3 separate regions of the Homo sapiens genome follow, and regions 2 and 3 are each linked to region 1. A link is a loop called in an ENCODE intact Hi-C map of the cell type or tissue named here. Cell type or tissue: sigmoid colon. All regions are shown on one strand. Each heading gives the region's core, and the rest is flanking DNA. Links, peaks and the distances in the headings are about the cores only.

Evidence for each region. A loop is a pair of places that touch in the nucleus more often than their neighbours do. Peaks named below come from ENCODE experiments on the same cell type or tissue, not always from the same donor. Only the 100,000 strongest peaks of a DNase experiment are listed, where the experiment ranks them.
Region 2: it touches region 1 in a loop (4-fold over the local background); 12 of 110 quality-filtered maps call a loop at or near these places.
Region 3: it touches region 1 in a loop (3-fold over the local background); 3 of 110 quality-filtered maps call a loop at or near these places.

The regions. Positions count from the first base shown.
Region 1 is chr2:188,784,406-188,792,919 of GRCh38, forward strand. It overlaps DIRC1 (disrupted in renal carcinoma 1), which reads right to left and starts at 5,718. Exons shown (of 2, transcript NR_161166.1): 1 at 5,458-5,718. In sigmoid colon, for the core only: no CTCF peak of the experiment used is centred there; DNase peaks (open chromatin) are centred at 2,096 and 4,396; H3K4me3 peaks cover 2,083 bases; H3K27ac peaks cover 1,401 bases.
Region 2 is chr2:188,528,155-188,536,668 of GRCh38, forward strand. It overlaps GULP1 (GULP PTB domain containing engulfment adaptor 1), which reads left to right. Exons shown (of 12, transcript NM_016315.4): 6 at 943-1,041. Among named protein-coding and RNA genes, the nearest start is that of MIR561, 230 kb to the left of the region's middle. In sigmoid colon, for the core only: no CTCF peak of the experiment used is centred there; no DNase peak of the experiment used is centred there.
Region 3 is chr2:189,400,764-189,409,277 of GRCh38, forward strand. It overlaps a transcript of COL5A2 not described here. Among named protein-coding and RNA genes, the nearest start is that of WDR75, 36 kb to the right of the region's middle. In sigmoid colon, for the core only: no CTCF peak of the experiment used is centred there; no DNase peak of the experiment used is centred there; H3K4me3 peaks cover 793 bases; H3K27ac peaks cover 213 bases.

The DNA of each region.
Region 1 (8,514 bases), core at 399-8,398:
ACTGACAAAGCCAACTGGAAAATGGGGCCTCACTGACTCAGGCTCTAATTCTGGAGAGTTTCACTGTTGTTGGAATAAAAATCATCAGAGAATAAAAGTCAAATGCAAAAATATTCTTTGACACTCTAGAGCAATCCTAGAGGTTACTGGAGGTAGTAATGTTGTATATGCTTCTTAGGACCCATAATGAAAATATGTGCCTAAGAGTTTATGTATTTTACATTAATTGATCAAAGTGTCATAATCCAAATATATCTTTCTAAGTTTTCATAATATTTTTAAGATTTCAAGTAATTCAAATGTTAAGATTTCTCTTTGAATTTCTTAACTTAATAAACTTATTCAATAGCCTATTAAACAGAAGACACTCTAGGGTTCCAAGAGGATAAATATATAGCCAGCTTCTAGAAACTTATAGCCTATTCAAATCAACTACATAAAATCATACTAACATAATTACTCGCTTAAACTAGATATATAAAGATAATATAGTATTTGATTCTTTGTTCATAACAAATAGAGCTCTATAAAGTTTGATTGCCAGCTATTCTTTTTTTCTTAAAGATCAAAGATTCACATTTCTAATATTTCTCAGTTATTCAATATCCATGAACGGTTAAAAGACATGAAAATGAATTTTTTTATTTTTTGAATTTTTTATTTACAATTTTAAGTTCAGGAGTGCATGTGCAGGATGTGCAGGTTTGTTACATAGAGGGGCCTGTTGGAGGGTTGGGGGTGGGAGGAGGGAAAGAGTCAGGAAGAATAGCTAATGGATGCTGGGCTTAATACTTGGGAAATAAGTCTAAAATATGTGTAGTCCTTTAATGATACTCTTGAGGACAGTACCGAGCCATCACTTTTAGATGACTAAACACATGTCTGAAGTTCAGAGACTGACATAAACCAGCCCTTAATTTTTTCCCCAGCAACATAATCATCCATACCATGATCACATCAGATGGGCAACAGAGACCACCTTATCTCTTTGGTCACCTTCTTTCTTCTTCCATCTTCTCGGTCTTCTCAGATTACAATTATTTGCTTTTTAAACTACTCGAAGTATATTACCTTAGAAACACAATTTGTAAATATTTAGGGGTTCTAATTTTAATTTCCAAGCATCCTTCAATGATTGGATAATATATTTTCCTATGTAACCCAAATGTTCCAAATCCTCTTGCTTTCATCTAATGTAATTGTATCAAGTCCAGAAGCCTTGGCCGTAATTCCAGGGATTACGGAGATACATATTTTTTCTCTTGTTCACTCCTCTCTCTTCTGAACTTCTGGCTTTTCTTTAATCACCACTGCCTCATTGCTCATTTGCTCATGCCGGGTGTTGTCCTCTCTCTTTACCACTTGGTCCCAAGTTGGAACGTAAACCGTCCCTAAGGCTCTATTAACACACAGCTATCGTGTGTGTCTGATGGCACTGAAGCCTTTGGAGATGATGGAGGAGAATCACAACATAGGACATGAAATAATCTAAAGCTGGGTATAGGTATCATGTTTCTTAAGTTTTCTGGTCATGCCCATAAAAGAGAGCTCTTTTGTGCCTGTCCTTCTCCTTAGGTATAAGCTTCCTCTGGTGGCTCTGGGGCCTGGTCACTCAGAACTGAACAACGCCCACTACTCGCCATCCCTACTCCCCACCCCACTAAACAGTAATTTGTGGAATAAATCAAACAAAACCAAAACATTCTCTCTCCAAGGTTAATACCTTTTACTTCACTATCCAGGGAATTAGTGTATTTTCTTAACTTTTCCCTGTAGATGCTTCACTTTCTGTAACTGAAAAGCCTACTAACTCCCCTAAATACAAGAACAACATTCACCAGAAGTAAATTTTGTCACGACATAAGATGGAAAGAATATACAGACAATGCTTTGTGATTTTTTAATTTACATTTTTCCCTCCTCTTTTGACATGAATTTGCATTTCTGTGTTTGCATAATCTCTATTTCTCTACTCAGAATTTCTAAGAAATGATAATCTTCTCTGGGAAAGAATGGTAGCCAGGAAATCATCTGAAATAAAAGTGAGTCACTTGGAAGTGAAGGACTGGCCCGACTGGGAGGAGTTAATTACACATGACACAAGGGAAACGCAAACCCAAACTTCATATTGGTCTGAGTGAGAGGAGTTAGTTAATTATAGTTGAAACAGGGGAAACTCAAACCCAAACTTTATACTGAGAGCTTTGAGCGCCCTTGTCATTAATAACTAGGCTAACAAATATATGAACATATCTACAGGCTCCTAGCTTTTTGTCTTTGAGCCCAGAGTTGAAAATAAATCCTTGGCAGTGATCCATTTGCTTCCATCTCTGTGTACCAACTTCATTTGTCAGAGTTCCCAAGCCAAAGTGATCTCCAAATCAAAAGGCAATACCCCAGGTCAAAAAGCTGCAATCACAAAAAGCTACTTTTAGCTCCAGAATTTTCTCCTCTTTCCCCGTTTCCCCAGATCCCTCCAGTTTTTCTTTTTGTCTCTGTCCATTTCTCTTTTTTTTTTTCCCATTTCTCCACTCTCTGTTTCCTAACACATGGTTTTAAATTGAGATTAAAGAGAACAAAAAGGAAGGCTGCAATGTTCATTGTCCTTTTCTTCCGTAGGATAGACATTTATACCACACTTTACAACATTTTCCCAGCTCCAGTAGGTTTTCTTTTTTCATGACAACTTTGTAAAACTGCATTCCTAAGGAAGTTCATCACTGTTTTTTATTGCATGCTCTTGAAATTTTCCAGAACCCTTACCAGAAGAGGCTTCAGTAAATGGAGTTAGCATTTGAGCTCTACAGAGTCAGAGTCAAAAATAACAGTAGTCACGTGGTCAACAATATTTATACGATACTTAATCGTCTGAGCTCACAAGATAAAGAGCAGGCATTTCACTGTTCATAACATGTTCAGAAAAAGTGGGTTTGTAACAAGGTTTTTAATACCTGTCACTTGCAGGAATGCTAGGTTCTTCTCAAAGGAGAATTCTACATTGATTTAAACTCATTGACATACAAAGTATGCATCATGGATATATGTGATTTTACATAACTACATAGACGTCATAACGGACCTATGTCCCCTTTCTTCACACAGAAGTAGCTCTGCCTCTAGGCAGCATTGCTCACATTATGAGAAGCAAAATTACTATCTTTTTTTCAAAAATGTTCATAAAGTAATTAAAGTAAGTAGAAAAATTCAACTTATAGTTTGGAGACTCTTGCAGAGATAGGTAAATTTTTTGAACTTTTAGAATAGGATTTATGTCTGTGTTGCTTTTCTGAGATCTGAAATGAATGTGTGTGTGTGTGTGTGTGTGTGTGTTTCCAAAGAGCTAACGTGGCATATCTTCATCCTCAGATTCACTTTTGCCCTTGGACTCTTTCTCACCCTTCTCCTCCTTAGGGAGACAGGGGAAACAAAAGTACTGTTTCAGCCAACTGACTTTATTAAAGCTTTCTCATCTACGAGGCATGAGAATATGTTTGTGAATCTGTTTCTCTTTTGTTTGGCAGTGAGAAGTGCAATTGCTCTTTAATTAGAACCTTCTGTGTACCATAAATATGGTTTAACCCAGGTGTTTAATCTACCTCCAATGCAAGTGCAAATTGGTGACATGAGTCAAATGACAATTTTATTTAATTATCAGACAAGTTAGGAATAGCTAAACGCCAGCCACCATCAATTCACTGAGTTAAGGATCTTTGCTAATAATTACAGCAAAAGAGAGGGGAGTAATAAAGGGAGTGTACTGGAAATCACAGTAGACAAGATCATGAGACTAAATGCTAGACTTGATGATTCTGACAATATTTATCTGTATGGGAATGGCCAAATCTTTTAAGATTATTGGAACTTGGTATTCTTATCTGTAAAAATTAGGACTATTATTTCTAAAATATTTCACCATATAACTTATAAGATTATACCCAGCTCTCAGATCCTGTAATTCTAATCAACACATAGAAAGACATGAAAAAACAGAAAGAAGTAGACGAATATTTATTAGGTCGGCTATTGTAAGAATTTATGGATTTAAGAAACCCATATTCAGTCTTCACTTTATCACTGATGTTTTGTTTTCATGTCATTTTAGTAAAAATGTTTGCTGATATTGTCAAGGGATTTCCTAGCTAAAATATAATTAAAAGATCTCTCAGTGTCATTTCTCTTCTAATTGCAGTTCCATCACATTAATCTCCTACAACTAACTGAAAATAGCAATGTCATTCACAAATACAAAGAAATATGTCTAATCAAACTTCATTGAAATAACACAATTACCTCCTTTCCCTAATGTTTGGCTGTAAGCAAAATCCAAGAGCTGTATCTTTTATTTTTCTTTGTGTTAGTTCCTGTTCATGTGTGGGAGAACATTGGTCAGTGACTCACATTACTGACACACAGCCAGCACAGCTGGATAGGCACAGAATGCATTTCATAATAAAAGGGACAAAGAAAGAAAGATAGAGAAAAAAGTTTATGTGTTTGGTTTATTTTAAAAATCTATACAGCTTAATGCTAAAAAGCAAGAACCAAATTTTTCTAAACAAACAGCTTCAAGGAAAAATAATTTTGGAGGGACTAATTAAAATTACTTTAAGAACTCTTAATATGTAAAATACTTCTTTAAGGCAGCTATTCCCTGTGGAAATCTTACCCTCTCCCATGAAAAAGAACCAGCAATTTATGACTGTCATGAGAGTAAAACTCTAGTGAGAATTTAGAAGTACACACAATAAAATAAAAATACTCCACAATAGTTTTGAACTCTTGAAGAAAATGACAGGAATAGTATTATGTGTAACCAAATATATATATATACACACACATATATATACGTATATATACATATATACGTATATATATACACATATATACGTATATATACATATATACGTATATATATACACATATATACGTATATATACACATATATACGTATATATACACATATATACGTATATATACACATATATACGTATATATACACATATATACGTATATATACATATATATACGTATATATACACACATATATATACACATATATATATATATACTCAGAAATATCTGCACTCCAGCTTTGAAAATGTGAGTTAGCTGACACATAACAATGTCAAAGAAGACACATTTTTACAGAAGAACTTTCCTTAAATAAAATAACATTTCCCAATCCATTAAATGTAAATGACATAGTCACTTATCATATATTTTGTCTATGCTGTATAGAAGTTAAATTAAGTTGTTCGCTGTATACTTAAAACTAAAGGTTTTAGGATATGAGGTACTTTACAGCATGTCTATTATCACTAGTAAGAAAAGACTCTATAAATGTAAAAGGAAAGATCACTTCTTCAGACTATGTTAATAGAGTAGACTGTCCTGGCCTAAAATCTTATGATTGAGAAATGAGTGCCATAGCCAACCCACCATTTTGACAGAGCTCACCTGAATTTTTCCTTCTGGTGATGAGAAGCAATGCCAGAATTTCTACTCCAGCCATCTTCACACTTGTGGAGAGAAATTCAATAGTGATACATTTGTAGTGAGGAGAAAGATGTGTTAGCTTAACAACTGATGCAGGGTCTATCTTTTAAGGAAGATATTGTGTTTGTGGAGGAAAACATCTTGGAAGGTATTTAGAAGTGGAAAGTAAGACTTTAAGGGCAAGAGAAACTCTGCCCATGTCAAGAGACACAACTAAACTGCTTTGTATTTGGAAATCAATAGGAATTTGGAGAGAGAAACTAAAAACATGAGTAATCAACAAAAGATGATTTAACCTACATGATCGGAATCTGAAGCCCAAGATTTGGAAGGAGAGAGGGAACTTTAGGAACATCAATATCTAACATAGAATATTACATCTTGAGCCTTTTGGCAGTGTAAATCTCTACATCCCCTATAACTCAGTAGTCCTTTACACATATAAGAGTTTCTATAAGTAGTTTGGCATAACTAAGAAAAAGTATAGTGATCCACATCTAAAACAATATAATGCAAAACATAATAATACATATTGGACATTTAGATTATCCCTAAACTGATTCACACTAAGCAGGACTTAAGAGCTGAAAGTGATCATAAATTCTGATGAAATTTGAAAATTCTTGAGATACAGGTTGAACTCAGTGGAAAATACATTGAATCAATCTTACTGATCTCAAAAGGCAGGGAAATGCTGTTGAAATTTAGTTTACATAATTATTTTCTCTTTTTCTGGCTGTCCTTAAAGCTAACACTTGGCATGATACTAAAAACATTGTTTTAAGAGAAAATCTATTGTGGACAAATACAAGCTTTAGGAATAAATTAAAATGTTTAGAGGAATTAACACATCTGTGTAAAATTTTACATGTGTGCCAAACTGGTCCCCAAGCTAAAACTAGTGACATATTAAAACCCAACATATTAGCTCACACATTTACAATGAAATACAACACTTTTCGTAATACTATAGTTTGTGACAGTTCAAGAAGTGATGAATTGGAAAACATGCTATGATAGGCATGGGCAATTTAGAGCTCAGTCTGGACAATCGGTGATGATTAATCTTAAGAGGATTTCTGAAGTTCAGGCAACAAATGATTAAAAATCAACTTCAACAATAGTCAATGATGGCTGAATGTAAGATATTTAAACATGCATTGGAAAATACAATGGAACTAATTGTAGTCATGGACATTGAGAGAAGACTTCTGGATTCAGACAAATTTTTGCTCACTCAAATCCCTGTAACATTGTTTACCTTATATTACATGTCATAAATTGACTACGTTATGAAATAGGAAGGGTAATATCTATTTTTAAATGTAATAATTATAAACAATGTATAAAATATGTGACACAAAGAAGACTGGCAGTTTATAGTGACTATTGTATTATTATTTTGATTTTAGTAGTTGAACAGGAAAAAGAGAGAACAGCACAGACTGAAGTATTTATATCTCAATAATTAAACTTACTTAATATTTTCTATTATACATTTACCTAAAAAGTACAGGGCTGATACTTCCATATTTATATGGAATAACAGTTCTTAAAATATATAAAGCAAAATATTATTGAAATAAAGAGATGATCGATAAACTTGTAAAATTATCATCAGAGATGTAAATACCACCTCTACAATAGGTAGACCAAAATTAGTAAAGATACAAAATAATTTAACAACACAATAAACTTGAACTAATTAAAATACAAGGTCTCTATCCCAAAGAACTACAAAATAAATATCCTTTTTAAGTAGAAAAAAAATTCACTAAAAATATATATTTCAAGCCATAAGACAAGTCTGAATAAATTTCAACAACAGAAATCATTCATAGTACAAACCCTGACTACAAAGGAAGAAAGTTAGAAATCTCCCAATTATTTGTAAACAATGCACTCCTAATCAACCCAAGAGTCAAAGAAGAAATCAGAATTTGCACAAAACAGCTGAAAGAATTCTATCACTTATCTATTGATGTGTAGTGATCCACCCCAAAATTTAGTTGTTTAAAATAAAAACCATATTCTTTGCTCATAATTCTATGGCTCCACAGTTGGAGTTGAGGAAAAGGGAGTGTTGTCTGAGCAATTCACCTGTTGGTCTCACATGTAGGAAGTTTATACAGAATGTGGATGACTGATTTCTTCTCCACATGGTCTTATTTACTAGTTAGCTAGTTCAGGTGTCTTTACTTAGCAGTTGTGCATGCCATTTAAAGTGGAATTATTTTAGTTTAATATGACCAATTATTTGGTGCTTGTATATGCAAATAAAATTCAATTTAATACCATTGTATCCTGAAAACTTGTCAAATTCACTTATTAGGTAGGTTTTTTTCTTGGTAGATATCTCAGGAAACAGGTCAATTATCAGTAAATAAAATTTGGCTCCATGATTTTCAATATTTACACATTTTATTTTTTTTGTCTTGCTTCATTACACTGTGTAGGACCTCTATTACAAAGTTAAATAGTAGTGGCATGTGCCAGGTTATTGATTTATTGCCTCTCAGCTCCAAATCCACACTTCTTTGTCCTATTCTGTGATACTGTAGCTGGACCATAAAAACCTTTCTCCTTTGGCAGCTGGCAGAATGGTTTACAACCCACTTCTGAAGTTTTAAATATTCAGAGAGATCCCTTGGCTGGGAGCAGTGGCTCACGCCTGTAATCCCAGCACTTTGAGAGGCCGAGGCAGGTGGATCACCTGAGGTCGGGAGTTTGAGACCAGCCTGACCAACATGGAGAAACCCCGTCTCTACTAAAACTACAAAATTAGCCAGGTATGGTGGCACATGCCTGCAATCCCAGCTACTCAGGAGGCTGAGGTAGGAGAATCGCTTGAACCCAGGAGGCGGAGGTTGCAGTGAGCTGAGATCATGCCATTGCACTCCAGCCTGAGCAACAAGAGCGAAACTCCGTCTCAAAAAAAAAAAAAAATCCGAGAGATGTTACCTATACACTAAACACTGCGAAAGTTTGCTGAGAGAAAATAAAGAAGACATAAACAGA
Region 2 (8,514 bases), core at 401-8,400, 260 kb before region 1:
AATCAAGATGCCCAGTAAACTTTGACAAATATTTTTTAGTACAAATATGTTCCAAATATTGCATGGGCTAACGTGTATACTAAATACTATATATATGTTGTGTTTGTGCCTATATTTTAAAATTAAAGTTTTAAAAAGAATATTAATTGTTTAATACTCAAGTTTAGCTGGGCTCCTGAAATTTTCCCCCACTAAATTAAGCAATGCTAGGAGAGAGGCAGAGACTCCATCTGCTAAGCACATGAGTATTCTGGTTTTCTTTTTGATTTTATAACAGAATCGAACAAGCATTTACATACACCTACTAACTCAATGAGAAAGTATAATAAATACTACTATGAAAGTATTGAAAAAAAAAACTGTGCTTTCAAGATACTCACTATATTTGTAGTTCTAGACTGAGTCTAGTTCTATACCTGAGTCTTTCAGCTGGGATAATTACTTCAATTCTTAGCTTCAGTTTGGAAATGGTAATCTGCTTCTTTTTATTTATTGATGTGGTTGGATAGAATAGTGTTCCAAACTAGGTAAGTATCTAAAAATGGCAAAGAGGGCATATTCAACAGCTGATGAACTGCAAATTCTCTGAAGATAATAACAACAAAAGATTCACAGAAAAACAAACTGATCTCTACATATCTTCCCACAAAGTATTTTGAGTTTTCTCAACTGTCTGGTATGAATACGTTTTTGTAAATACCATGAAAGAAGTGCATTAAAAATCTTAATTTAAAAAACTTGCTGAAAATCAATGTGAATTATAATGGCTGATTGCTATGATTTTTAAATATATTGAGACTATCTTTATAAAATGCTTTATACTTGGCAAAAATTCACTTAATTAAAGTCTGAAATTGAATATGAACTCCAAATGTATATTTATTTTTGTTCATTCTTTATAGAAATAGAAGTGTAGCTTTGTGAATAATTTTTCATTCGTAGTTTGCAAGACATATCAAGAAATCTGAAGGCCAGAAAATTCCTAAAGTGGAGTTGCAAATATCAATTTATGGAGTAAAAATTCTAGAACCCAAAACAAAGGTAAGGCTTTTTTTTTAATGTTAGAGGCAATCTTTAATTAATTGCAATTATATTCCTACTTTAACAAATATTTAAAATTTTTTGCCACCCTGAACTGTTTAGTTCTGAGTTAATGACAGTTCGAAACTCTAGGAGTTTTAGAAGTGAAAACAACTTTTGGAATTGCATTATAAGTGATCTTTTCTTCAGCTTGTTTGGGATATAATATTAATAACTTATGTTAAGTGCATTCAACAGTGTTTGGACGTGTATTTGGGAATGTTTTTTTCATGAGATGTGAAAGAGATGCATACAGTGTGGTTCACTGAGTATGAAAGAAGATAAAAGCTGTGTGTTATTAAAATATTCTGCATTGACTTTTATTTCCTGTAGATGTAATCAGTGTGTATTAGTTTTTTACGGAGGCTGAAACAAAACACCACAAACTGGGTGGCTTAAACAGCAGAAAATATTTTCTCACAGTTGTGGAGGCTGGAGTTCCAAGATCAAGATGCCAGCAGGGTTAGTTTCCTCTGTAGCCTTTCTCCTTGGCTTACAGAGGGCTGCCCTCTTGCTGCCTTTTCACACTTGTCTGGTGTCTCTTCTTATAAGGACACTCATCAAATTGGATTAGGAACCATACTCATGGCCTTATTTTAACTTAGTTACCTTTTTAAAGGCCTTATCTCCTGTTTGAAGAAAAACTAGACAAATTAAATTTAGCAGAGTTTATTTGAACAGATAATGATTCATGAATCAGGCAGCACTTGAAACCAGATGTTCAGAAAGGTTTGCCCAGCAGCGTGAACATGGAGCTTTTTATAGGCTGAACACAGACTCAAAGGTGACAACTCACCTGATTGGCTATAGCAAGGCATATACCTTATATGGATATGTAGTGATGAGCTGGCTGCCTGTAATTGGCTGAAACTTAGCTATGTGTTATACTTCCAAATTAGTGTTCAGTTTATTTACATACTAGTTAGGTTGCAGTTTGTTGTATAGGAACTCAAAATACACAGACAACCCTAGGTGAATGGCCTCATGCTTATTTAATTTAGCACTCCAACCACAGTCTCATTCTGAGGTGCTGGGGATTAGAGCTTCAACATGTGAATTTTGGGGAACACAATTCAGCCCATAATACAGTGTAAACTTAAGTTTCTTGTATTTAGGACCCTTCAAAGCAAATAAAATATTTAAAAATAAAATCTGTTCTGGATTCAAATTCATTAACATATACTTGTTTTGGACTAAAGTGTTTCCTTCCAAAATTCCTGTGTTCATGCCCTAACCCCTAATATGACTATATTTGAAGATAAGGCCTTCAAAGAGGTAACTTAGGTTAAATGAGATTTTAAGGGTGGGGCCTCATCCAATATGTCTAGTATTCTTACAAAAAGAGGAAGAGACACCAGGGATACGTACACTCAGAGTAAGGACCACGTGAAGGCAGCAATCTGCAAGCCAAAGAGAGAGGCCCCAGAGAAACCAAACCTACCGACACCTTGATCTTAGACTTCTAACCTGCAGAACTGTGAGAAAATAAATTCCTGTTGGATAAGCCACCCAGTCAGTGGTATTTTGTTATGGCAGGCTTAGTAAACAAACACAGTACTTTATTCACAATGCCTCAGAGTTATCATTTAGTAATTTTGATAAGACCATATTAGTCAATTTGGAAAAATTAATATTTAACTCCAATTATTTTATAAATACGTATCGTCAAAGTGTTCTTCTAACACCATAGGATACATATTGACAAATTAATTCAGTATAAAAGCCAAAAGAGGAACTTCTGGCCTGTTAACAGATTATGAAAAATGTTTCCCACAGGTCTGCAACTTTTCTCTAGTCCAGCAAGTGTCTTTGATACCTTCATCTATGTAAATTCCAGTTCCCAGCAACAACTTGCTATTTAAAGTGTGGCCTGCAGACCACCAGCAACTGCATCTATTGGATGCTTGTTAGAAATGTTGAATTTAATGCCCCACTACAGACCTACAGAATCTGTATTTGCAATTAAAGAAGAAACCTAGTGTTTCGCATGCACATTAAAGTTTGAGGGGATCTGCTGTTGTGCATGGTTTAGTGGCTTAATGCGGTAGGCCTCATTTTCAAATTGTAGCTTATGGAATAGCGACATAAAAATTAACTGAGGCATTTGCAAAAGTAATTTCTAAGGCCCCAAATTTGCCCCCAGAATCAGAACCTCTAACTGTGGAAATCTGTAGTAAAGATCAATGGCATACCTTCAACTTCCCATATTAAAGAGCAATGGCATTCCTTTAAACTTTTCAAGACGTGAATTTAAGTCCTCTCAACAATTATCCTGTCTAATCTTCTCTATTATTCACCCTCAATATTCAATTACAAACAAAGATGTGAAGATTTACTTTAGTTACGGCGATTCTAAAATAACTACTGCTAAGGTGGCTGAAAACAGAAAAATGAAATGGTGAAAAGATAGTAGAGGGTTGATTCAAGCATATAATGGGATATATGTAGTTTGCTGGGAAACAAGGCAATTGAAAGCAAGGTATGAATGAGATAAATTCATTAGGCAATTAGCAGTTACATAAAGAACAATAGACCAAGGAAGCAATAAATTACAGAAGGACAATGCAATCAAAAGTGTAGCAACAAAGTGTAGTCTTATGTGTCATGAAAATAAGAATAATCCTATTCCTACATCTTCTTTTCAAAATTAAAAGGATATAGAGTGGTAAATGTCCAGCCGGAATAGGGTATTTGTAGGCCATGCTTATGTTGAAAGTTTTTTTCTACACCATATGAATTAGGTAGCTGTTTTGGAGTGTGTGTACATGTTTGTGTGTGTATGTGTAATTAATATTATTTTCAATTTCTTATCTGAAGGTTTGGGGCTTGTCCCAGCACACATTAAAATATATAAAGCTGATAATATACTTTATGTATCATTTTCGTATGTTCTTGTTATTTTTTATTTGAAACGACCTATGGTATATTCTAAACTCTAATAATTTCACTACGTTCATATACCATAATTTACCAAATTATTCTTCTATTATTGAACATATGGAATGTTTCAAATTTTTTGTTAGTTGATAATCACGTTTAAATATTTACAAAATACAAACACAATTAAATGCAGTATGTAGAGAAAACTTTTTTGGGTTTTAGAATTCACAGGTTAATAATGGCATGTCCTTAGAAATGCATAAAATGCTAATTGCTTAAAGCGCTACAAGATGGCTACCACTAACTACCGCTACAAGATGGCTACCACCTACGTTTATAGGGTATGTGTGTGTGTAAAGAGAGACGAAAATGGATCATGTAATGCAAATGTGGCATGATGTTACCAGTTGGCTAGGTGAAGAGTATATGGGTATGCATTGCAACCTTTTCTATTATTTTCTGCATGATTTCATCTGACCTTTTAAATGAGACTATTTGTTCCAATGAAAGATATGTGAACTGGCTGGGTGCAGTGGCTCATGCCTGTAATCCCAGCACTTTGGGAGGCCGAGATGGGGGAATCATGAGGTCAGCAGTTTGAGACCAGCCTGGCCAACATGATGAAACCCTGTCTCTACTAAAAAAAAAAAAAAAAAAGTAGCTGGGTGTGGTGGTGGGTGCCTGTAATCCCAGCCACTCAGGAGGCTGAGGCAGGAGAATCGCTTGAACCCGGTAGGTGGAGGTTGCAGTGAGCCAAGATCGCGCCACTGCACTCCAGCACAGGTGACAGTGTGAGACTGTCTCACATAAAAAAGAAAAGAAAGAAAGATATGTGAAAAGCTCTTTTAAAGACTTAATCAACAAGTTAGGCTATCATATCTGTTTGGTTTTTCTTCCTTGGCTTCCTGACCACTTGAAGAAGAAACCTACCTTTATGAAACCCAATTGACCAATAACTTATGATTTATTAGGTTATTCCTTATACCTGCTCTCCTGATTGTTGGTTATTTACCTGGAATAAGGATAATTTTTTTTCATTAACTTTAAATATTTGTAAATACAAAGACAGAAATACCAAACTTTTTTTAAAAAATAGCGTATGATACTGTAGAGTGAGGAAAAACCAAAGTGAATAGGGTCAAAAATTAAGCTGGGCTTAGAAAAAGTCTGTGGTACAGCAACAGTAGAGAATAGAGAACCCAAAATTAAAGCTGCACACCTACAGCCATCTGATTTTTTGACAAAGTCAACAAAAATAACAGATGGGGAAATGATTATTCAATAATTGGTGCTGGGATACCTGGCTAGCCATATGGAAGAGATTGAAACTGGACCCTTACCTTTCACCATATACAAGAATTTACTCAAGATGGATCAAATATTTAAATGTAAGACCTTAAAGTATAAGAATCCTGGAAGAAAACCTAGGAAACACCATTCCGGACATTGCCCTTGGGAAAGAATTGATGACTAAGTCCTCAAAAGCAATTGCAACAAAAACAAAAGTTGACAAGTGGGACCTAATTAAATTAAAGAGCCTCTGCACAGCAAAAGAAACTATGAACAGGGTAAACAGACACCTACAGAATGGGATAAAGTATTTGCAAACTATGCATTTAACAAACATCTAATATCCGGAATCTATAAGGAACTTAAACAATTGAACAAGCAAAAAATAATAATAACCCGATTAAAAAGTGGGAAAAAGAAACAGGAACAGGCCCTTCTCAAAAGAAAACAAACAAGTGGCTATCAAACATGAAAAAAATGCTCCGCATCACTAATCAAAGAAATTAAAATCAAAACCACAATGAGATACAATCACCACCATGCAGAATAACTGTTATTAAAAAGTTCAAAAATAACAGATGCTGGTGAGATTGTGAAGAAAAGAGAATGCTTATACACTGTTGGTGGGAATGTAAATTCGTTCAGCTGCTGTGGAGAGCAGTTGGAGATTTCTCAAATAACTTCAAACAGTTACCATTTTCCAGCAACCCTAATGCTGGTTGTATATACTTGGTATATATCCAAAAGAAAAATAAATCTTTATACCAGAAAGACATACACTCTCATTTTCATCGCAGCACTTTTCACAATAGCAAAAACATGGAATCAACCTAGATGCCTCTCAATGGTGGATTGGATAAAGAAAATGTGGTACACATACATCATTGGAACACTATGCAACCATAGTAAAGAATGAAATTGTGTCCTTTTGCAGCAACATGGATGCATCTGGAGGTCATTATCCTAAATGATTTAATGCAGAAACAGAAAACCATATACCATATATTCTTACTTATAAGTGGGTACTTATACTGGGTACTCATGGACATAATGATGCAACAGTAGTTTCTGGGGGCTACCAGAGGGAGAAGGAAGGAGGGGATAAGGGTTTAAAAACAAACTCTTGCATACTATGCTTAGTACCTCAGTGATGGGACTATTTTTACCCAAAACCTCAGCATCATGCAGTATACCCTGGTAACAAACCTGAACATGCACCCCCTGAATCTAAAATAAAAGTTTAAAAAAGTCTGTTTGGTGATAAAACAAAACAAAACAAAACAAACAGGGAAAGGTAGTAAGAAAGTAGATGATTCCCACCTACTATTTTTATTGCGGAAAATCATATTTTCAGGTTTCTATCAATAAGTTTATCACATGACAACCTATTATATAATTCTGTTTCTTAAGCTTTTAATATCAAATCTGCATGCTTCTCCCAACCTAAACCTCCTTTACAAAATATCAGTGAAGTGGGGTTCAACTCAACATGATTAGCCAGTTGACTTCATTATCCTATATTGCCTTACCAAAATCAATAATGCCAGTGCTTTTCTTTCCTGTCCACAAGTCTCGATTTCCTATTATTAAGACTTTAATATTTAATAATAAATTGTTATTAATAATTAATATTCAATTAGTGTTTAATATTAAATTGGTAATATTTAATTATTTAATATTAAAGTAATTATTTAATGTTTAAATTAATAGTAAATTACTAGTTAATATTAAAAATTAATTTCTATTTTTTCTGTTATTTATTTCTACTCGTTCTGTTTTTAATAATTTCAACTTTCATTTTAGATTCAAGAGTTACATGTGCAGATTTGTTACCTGGGTATATTGCATCATGCTGAGGTTTGGCATATGAATGATTCCATCACCCAGATAGTGAGCACAGTACCCAATAGTTAGTTTTTCAATCCTTAACACCCCCTTTTCCCATCCACTTTAAAAGTTACCCAGTGTCTATTATTGCCATCATTATGTCCACGAGTACCCAATGTTTTTCACTTATAAGTGAGAATATGCAGTATTTGTTTTTCTGTTTCTGCATTAATTCGTTTAGGATAATGGCCTCCAGCAGTATCCATTTTCTGGAAAGGACATGATTTTGTTCTTTTTGTGGCTGCATGGTATTCTGTGGTACATATGTACCACATTTTCTTTATCCAATCTACCGTTAATGGGCACCTCGGTTAATTACATGTCATTGCCATTATGAATAGTGCTGCAATGAACATATGAGTGCATGTGTCTTTTTGGTAGAAAGATTTGTCTTTTTATGGATATATGTCAAGTATGTATACCCAGTAACAGGGTTGCTGGAAAACAGCAACTGTTTTAAGTTCCTTGGGAAATCTCCAAACTTCTCTCCATAGTGGCTGAACTAAATTACATTCCCACCAATAGTGTATAAGCATTCCCTTTTTTTCATATCCTCACCAGCATCTGTTGTTTTTGACTTTTTAATAAGAGTGATTCTGATTGGTGTGAGATCATATCTCTTTGTGGTTTTTATTTGAATTTCTTTGATGATAAGTGATGTGGAGCATTTTTTTCATGTTTATTTGCAGCTTGTTTGTCTTCTTTAGAGAAGTGTCTGTTCATGTCTTTTGCCCACTTTTTAATATGGTTATTTGTTTTTTGTTGGTTTAATTGTTTAAGTTTCTTATAGAACCTGGGTATTAGACGTTTGTTGGATGCATAGTTTGCAAATATTTTCTCCCATTCTGTAAGGTGTCTGTTTACTCTGTTTGATAGTTTCTTTTGCTGTGCAGATGCTCTTTAATTAGGTTCCACTTGTCTACTTTTGTTTTTGTTGCAATTGCTTTTTGGAACTTAGACAAAAATTCTTTACCAAAGCTGATGTCAAGAAGGGCATTTACATTATTTTCTTCTAGGATTTTTATAGTTTGAGGTACTACATTATTTAATCCATCTTGAGTTAATTTCTGTATATGGTAAAAGGTAGGGGTCCAGTTTCATTCTTCTGCATCTGGCTAGCTAGGTATCCCAGCAACATTTATTGAATAGGGAGTCCTTTCCCCATTGTTTATTTTTGTTGACTTTGTCAAAGATCAGATGGCTGTAGACTTGTGGCTTTATTTCTGAATTCTCTATTCTTTGCCATTGGTCTATGTACCTGTTTTTGTACCAGTACCATGCTTTTTTGGTTACTATAGCCTTATAGTACAGTCATCGGGTAATGTGATGCCTCCAGATTTATTCTTTTGGTTAAAATTGCTCTGGCTATTCAGGCCC
Region 3 (8,514 bases), core at 274-8,273, 620 kb after region 1:
TTCTGAGGAACAATGATTAAAATTATACAAGGACTGAAAATATAATTTTAATAAAGCAAACATAAACTGCACGTGTAAAGGGGAAACATCAAAGCTGGCAAGAGTCCTTTGGCTTTCTTAAAAATCGTATCCTTATAATTCACTAACTCTCAGAGGATGAAGTATCATTCTAGGAAAACTAAAATGATTGCAGATTGTTTTTCCTATGATGCTTTATGTATCAGAGTAACTTGTAAATTCTGGTCTGCTGTTATTTGGCCATCACTTTCCTTGTCCGAGTCATTCTTTTCTTATTTCCAACTTTTATTTTTAAGTACAAGGGTACATGTGCAGGTTTGTTACATAGATAAACGTGTGCCATGGTGGTTTGCTACACAGATCATCCCATCACCTAGATATTAAGCCCAGCATCCATGAACTATTCTTCCTGAGGCTGTCCTTCATTATCCCTCCTCCCACTCTCTGACAGGCATTAGTGTGTGTTGTTGTCCCCCTTATGTGTCCAGGTGTTCTCATCATTCAGCTGCCACTTATAAGTGAGACCAGAAAGTATTTGGTTTTCTATTACCATGTTAGTTTGCTGAGGATAATGGCTTCCAGCTCCATCCACGTCCCTGCAAATAACATGATCTCATTCCTTTTTATGGCTGAATGGTATTCCATGGCATATATGTACTACATTTTCTTTATCCAGTCAATTATTGATGGACATTTAGGTTGATTCCATGTCTTTGCTATTGTGAATAGTGCTGCAGTGAACATACGGGTGCATGTATCTTTATAATAGAATGATTTGTATCTCATTGGGCATATACCCAGTAATGGGTTGATGGGTCAAATAATATTTCTGCCTCTAGGTCTTTGAGGAATCATGACACTGTCTTCCACAATGGTTTAACTAATTTACACTCCCACCAACAATGTAAAAGCATTCCTTTTTCTCTACAACCTCACCAGCATCTGTTGTCTTTTGACTTTTTAATATTAATAATAGCCATTCTAACTGGGGTTAGGTGGTATCTCACTGTGGTTTTGATTTGCATTTCTCTAATGATCAGTGATGTTGAGCTTTTTTTCATGTTTGTTGGCCCCATGTATGGCTTCTTTTGAGAAGCGTCTGTTCATGACCTTTGTCCACTTTTTAATGGGGCTGTTTTTTTCTTGTAAATTTGTTTAAATTCCTTATAGATGCTGGATATTAGACCTTTGTCAGATTAATAGATTGCAAAAAAAAAATTCCCATTCTGTAGGTTGTCTATTCATTCTGTTGCTGGTTACTTTTGTTGCACAGAAACTCTTTATTTTAATTAGATCCCACATGTCAATTTTTGCTTTTCTTGCAATTGCTTTTGGCATCTTTGTCATGAAATTTTTGCCCGTGTCTATGTCCTGAATGGTATTGCCTAGGTTTCTTATAAGGTTTTTATAGTTTTAGGTTTTTGTTGTTGTCGTTTCAGTTTTTTGTTTGTTTTTGAGATGGAGTCTCGCTCTATCACCAGGCTGGAGTGCAGTGGTGCGATCTTGGCTCACTGCAACCTCCGACTCCCTGGTTCAAGTGATTCTCCTGCCTCAGCCTCCCGAGTAGCTGGGATTACTGGCACGTGCCACCACACCCAGTTAATTTTTGAATTTTTTTTAGTAGAGATGGGGTTTCATCATGTTGGCCTGGATGGTCTCGATCTCCTGACCTTGTGATCCATCCGCCTCAGCCCCCAAAGGGGCCAAGACACAGGCATGAGCCACTGTGCCCGGCCTATAGGTTTGTGTTTTACATTTCAATCTTTAATCCATCTTGCATTAACTTTTGTATATGGTATAAGGAAGGGGTCCAGTTTCAATTTTTTCATATGGCTAGCCAGTTCTCCCAGCACCATTTATTAAATAGGGAATCTTTCCCCATTGTTGCTTTTGTCAGGTTTGTTGAGGATCAAATGGTTGCAGGTGTGCAGTCTTATTTACGGATTCTGTATTCTATTCCATTGGTCTATGTGTCCGTTCTTGTAGCAGTACCATGCTCTTTTGGCTATAGTATAGTATAGTATAGTATAGCCTTATAGTATAGTTTGAATTCTGGCAGCATGATGCCTCCAACTTCTTTCTTTTTGCTTAGGATTTTCTTGGCTATTCAGGCTCCTTTTTGGTTCCACATGAATTATAAAATATTTTTTTCTAATTCTGTTAAGAATGTCAATGGTCGTTTAAAGGGAATAGCACTGAATCTATAAACTGCTTTGGGCAGTATGGCCGTTTCCATGATACTGATTCTTCCTATCCATGAGCATGGAATGTTTTTCCATTTGCTTGTGTCATCTCTAATTTCTTTGAGCAGTGGTTTGTAGCTCTCCTTGAAGAGATTTCTCACCACCCTGGTGAGCTGCATTCCTATGTATTGTATTCATTTTGTGGCAGTTGTGAATGGGAGCTCATTCGTGATTTGGCTCTTGGCTTGCCTGTTATTGGTGTACAGGAATGCTAGTGATTTTTGCACATTGATTTTGTATCCTGAGACTTTGGCGAAATTGCTTATCAGCTTAAAAAGCTTTTGGGTTGAGACGTGGGCTTTTCTAAGTATAGGATTATGTCATCTGCAAATGGTGATACTTTGACTTCCTCTCTTCTTATCTGAATACACTTTATTTCTTTCTCTTTATTTCTTGCCTGATTGCCCTGGCCACAACTTCCAATACTATGTTGAATAGGAGTGGTGAGAGAAGGCATCCTTGTCTTGTGCTGATTTTCAAAGGGAATGCTTTAAGCTTTTGCCCATTCAGTATGATATTGATTGTGGGTTTGTCATATATGGCTCTTGTCGTTTTGAGGTATGTTCCTTCAATATCTAGTTTATAGAGAATTTTTAACATTAAGGGATGTTGAATTTTATTGAAGGCCTTTCTGCATCTATTGAGATAATCATGTAGCTTTTGCCTTTAGTTCTATTTACGTGATAAATCACAATTATTGATTTATGTATGTTGGACCAACCTTACATCCCAGGGATGAAGCCTACTTAATTGTGGTGGATAAGCTTTCTGATGTGCTGCTGAATTTGGTTTGCCAGTATTTTGTTCAAGCGATTATCCTGCCTCAGCCTCCCGAGTAGCTGGGATTACAGGCACGTGCCACCATGCCCAGTTAATTTTTGTATTTTTAATAGAGACAGGGTTTCACCATGTTGGCCAGGATGGTCTCAATCTCCTGACCTCGTGATCCACCCACCTCAGTCTCCCAAAGTGCTGGGATTACAGGCATGAGCCACCATGCCAGGCCCAGCTCTTCTTTTAAAGGACTCACTTGATTAAGTCAGAGCTACCCATAATAATCTCTCTTTTGTCATTTAAATGTAACATGATCACATGAGTGATATGATTAATTTTGTGTGTCACCTTGACTGAGCTAAGGAATGCCCAGAAAGCTGGTAAAATATTATTTCTGAGTATGTCTGTGAGGGTATTTCTGGAAGAGATTAGCATTTGAATCAGAGATTAAGTAAAGAAGATCTACCCTCACCAATGTGGGTAGCCATCATTTAATCCAAAGAGGGCCTGAATAGAACAGAAAGGCAAAGGAAAAGCAAATTCCATCTTTTGTCTTGAGCTTAGACATCCATATTCTCCTGTATTGATACATTAGCGCTCCTGTGTTTTGAGCCTTTGGATCCAGGACTTACATCAGAAGCTGCCCACCTCTACTCCACTCCCAACTTCCTTATTCTCAGGCCTTTGGTCTCAGACCAGAAGTTACACCATTCGCTCCCCTGGTTATAACAGACCTGCAAACTGAGACTGAATTGCACCACTGGCTTTCCTGTTCTCCAGCTTGCAGTTGGCAGATCATGGGACTTCTCAGCCTTCATAATTGCACGAGCCAATTCCCATAATAAATCTCCTCATCCACATATATCCTATTGGTTCTGTTTCTCTGGAGAACCCTAACTAATAAAAGTAATGTCTCATATTCACAGGTTCTATCCCTACTCGAGAAAATTATACAGGACTCATACATCCAGAGGTACAAATCTTAAAGGCTAGCTAGTATCCTACTTACCACAATCCATGTTGTTGCATGTATGAGTGGTTCAGCATTTATATTGCTGAGTAGTATTCTACTGTATGAATATACTACGATGTGTTTATCCACTCTCCTGTTGAGGGACATTTGGAGACACAGTACAAATATTGGTTCTGCCATTTACTACCTATGTGATTTTGGATGAATCATTTGATATCCATATGCCTCAATTTCCTCACCTACAAAATGATAATTGTACCTATTTTATGGGGTATCTATAAGAAGTAAATCAGATAATCCAATAAAAGTAGTTCCCTGGTACACAGAAAGTTCTTTATAGGCATTAACCATTATTATCAATATTATTGCTAACTGGAAAAATATTAGGATTAATTGAATGAAAATAAATAAACACATTAAAAAAATAGTGACATTAGATATTTATTTTTAATTAAATGCCTTTTTTTTCTTTTTTTTTTAGATAGGGTGTTGCTCTGTCACCCAGGCTGGAGTGCAGTGGCACAATCTTGGCTCACTGCAACCTCCGCCTCCTGGCTTCAAGTGATTCTCATGCCTCAACCTCCTGAACATCTGGGATTACAGGTGCCAGCTATGACACCCGGCTAATTTTTGTATTTTCAGTAGACACAGGGTTTCACCATGTTGGTCAGGCTGGCTCAAACTCCTGACCTCAAGTGATCTGCTCACCTCGCCTCACAAAATGCTGGGATTATAGGTGTGAGCCACCGTGCCTGGCCTAATTAAATTACCTTTTAACAAGTTTAGTGTCACAGAACTTGTTTAAGATTATTGCATTCTGTAGACTATTTTGCGTATTGGCCACTGGGGAAGCATGCAGGAAATACAGACCAAACAGAACTAGGTTAAAAATACAAAGGAGAGGTATACAACATAAAACTGTGCTAAATCAAAAATACGACTATTGCACATGATTTATGTCATGCTCACAGTGGAAAATGCATGTGAGACCAGAATGAATAACCATGAACCCAATATGGAATTATAGCACATTTTAGTCAAATATCTCTATTGTCCCAGGGTTCTTCTGACAATGTGTAAAACCCATGTCAAGACTTAGTCAGCATTTGTGATCCTTTAGGAACTTTGTTTTAGGCTAATAAATTAATCTGTTGCATCATTTAAAATCCCCGTTTTCTATTTAAAGCAATTAATATGAGTAGGTTAGTTCTTTCTAGAGTCTTTGCAACCACTTCATGGAGTGATTAAAGGAAAATATATAGATAGCACCTATCAGCTATCAAAGCACATTCCCGAACAGTAATTAATTTTCTCATTTCCAAATGCTAAGATTAAATTTTTACTAAGTGAATGACTAATAAAATTTAATAACAGAAATAAAATAAGTTCCAAGTAACAGAAAAATATCATTATCAAACATGTGTTGGAAATTGAGAATTTTAATTTTAATCTCATTTTAGTTTTTATACTATACTGCTGAAAACTTGAAATTGATGCTTTTAAAATATATTTCTTCTACTATTTTATATTTTTGGTAACAGCATATTTCACAAATACATGAAGAAGTGGTAGACTCCATCTTTGGGATAATACCATCACTGGGATAAGACACTACTAAAAGTTGGCTTATGTTTAGAAATGTCTAAGATCATCAAAAAGCATATATTGCTAAAATTGTTAACTGGTTTTAGTGTATTTTTCCTGCCACAAATTATATTCTTAACATTGTACCCCTCCTTATTCTAAAATCAAGTTCTTCTCCCTGCTAAGCTTCACCAGAAAATGTACTTCTTTGGCTCTTATGAGAAAATTTCTATCTGGAAAAAGTTCTATAACTAAACATGATTGACACAGATCTGACCTGTAGCCATGTAACTAGGAAAATTACTTGAAAATTGTTTTAAACTGACCGACTTATACATTAAAAGCCTCTTGAACATGATGTTATTCAAATACAAAATGCCAAAAAGCAGCTATTAATTTGTTACTAGAGTTTCCAAGGTGTGGGAAATTCAGCAATGATGATGCAAGATAAACTCTTGTCTTAACACTGTTGAGACAAAGTACACACAGAGAAATCATCACAAAAGCACTGAGAGAGATGGAGATGTAATTTATAGGTGCTGAAGAAACTGGAAGGATCACTTCCTATAAACTAAAAGGAAAAAGAAACCTAATTGGCTTGCCTGTTTGAATATTCAAACAGTTGATGAATGAATATGTTGAATATTCATTCAAATATCTATTTAACATGTATTAACTTATACTGTCTGTACTGGCCAAGTTCATTCCAAACAGGACATGCATATGAAGATTTGTTAGTGGCTGTATCTCAGAAGGTGTTTTAAGCTTATACTAAATTTTCAATAAAATGGTTAATGTTTTTCACTATTTTTAGGCAATTTGCTCCAAGTAAGCATCCAAACTCCATACCTGTAAAGGTTTTTTTTACAAAGTGCTATTTAGTTAAAAAGGTAAATGATGTAGGAAGTACATGATAAGAAGAAACTGCAACGTTTTAAAATCCCTTGCCTTGAGCCTGGAAAGCTTAAGAATATGGGGGAGGTGGAGGGAAGTGTTTACATCACTCAAAACATAGCTACAGCTGTTTTGAATCACAGGCGAGGTTTTAAAAATGTTCTTAAAACTGAGCTCAGAATACCTAAAGAGAGGTTCCCTACACATTGAAAGGGACATTTACCTTCTTCAAAACATAGTTTTCTAAGTTACTACATTATTTGGCTTTGTTTTAATGTGACCAATTTAATGTTTTAATGGCAAAAGATAAGACTCTTTCTGCCTTTGAAAAAACCAAAATGCTCCATCGTCCCAGCAGCTGTGTATGATTAAGAATGTAAATAGACTCAAGAGGCTGATTCCATCTCCAGGTCCTCTGTTCATGAATCACCTACCCAGAGACATAATTTTAATGGAAATAGAATTTCTTTCTAAAGCAACAAATAAATTAACTTGCAGGAATACTGCAGCAAGACAACTCCTCTTTACTAGCTCTGTTGTACTGAACAAAACCAGGCTCCATTTCCTTTGTTTTAAGACATTTTTAACAGTTGACCTGTAGTCAGGAAATGAGAATTTCTCTGTTTTTCATTTTCTGGGAAAATAAAAATATTAAGGCTGCCTTTCCAGTAACAGCAGCTTAAATTCCAGACCTCGTTATGGCAAGTGAAAGACCTTTTACTGAGGATGCAATATTTTTGATAGTGAAAGTAGACTGCATTACTTCAGGCTGTTCAAACCAAGATTGAGTTGACTGGCTCTGCTTACCTGGCCATCCTTGACCTAGATTTGTGTGTTTGATTTACAGATCAAAATGAAATCCTCTCTAATCTGGGGCTGCAAAGAAATTGTGCTGTATTATTTATCCAATTGTTTAGTGCAAAGGACCCATTTCAAGTAAGTGAAGGATAATCCTATATGAATACAAAACTTCAGTAAAAATAATAAGTTATCTGAAATCAGAGGCTCTAGCTGGAACTGAAGCTAAAAGCAAATTAATTCAGTCTCACAGACATTACTGTACTGCCCATTAAATATAAACCATAGTGCTTGGCCATACACCCAGTTTTGATTTCTGCCTCTCAGATGGTGTGATGCGGGAAGAAAGTACATACATGGCATTAATATGTAAATAGAGTTGCCATACTACATTAGAATCAGACTCAAAACATTCTGTGACTATTAATTCTTAATACTGGTCTGAAGACCACAGGATATGAATCATAAAAAGGAAAGCAACTCAGAGAATAAAATTCAGTGGCCATGGTGACCATTAATAGTCATGTTTTAGGTTGGAATTTAATAAATATTAAAATAACATAAATTATATGTACTAATTTATCTTTTTACTATCACCCTTACTTTACACCATCTTTCTAAACACTGGCTAAAAGTCATACAGGATACAATCACCATCACTAATATTCTGTTGGTCTCATGTAGAACAGCGGCTGATAGTGATGAAAGGCACTTCATTTAATATGAACACGATCAATTAACCACATTATACTGAGTTATCCAGATATATTTGTGAGTCTGTCAAATTTTTTGATATAATGAACTGAATTATTAATTCAACTGGTCCTCTTGACTTTGGTTGCAGAAACCCAGCCTGAAAACAAAGCAAAATGGAATAGGTAGTGTGTCCACAGTCTGATTACAAGTATAATTTTTGTGACTATAGTCATTTACCTGAAAAATGCACCCATTCATTCCCTTATTTGAAGTTTCATTTATAAATTTTTCACTCCATGGCATTTATCCTTCTTTAGAGATATACTTTCTTCTCTTGTCTGAAAATCACCGTAGGTTTTTGTTTCAACAGAAAATTACACTCACAAAATGACACAAGATAGATTCTGCTCACAGAATTCTAGAAAAAGCCTGACATTTTATAGATTTTTATAAATTTACTCTTTTTTTTTTTTTTTTTTTTTTTAGAGATAGGATCTGGATCTGTTACCCAGAGATGAAATACAGTCGCATGAT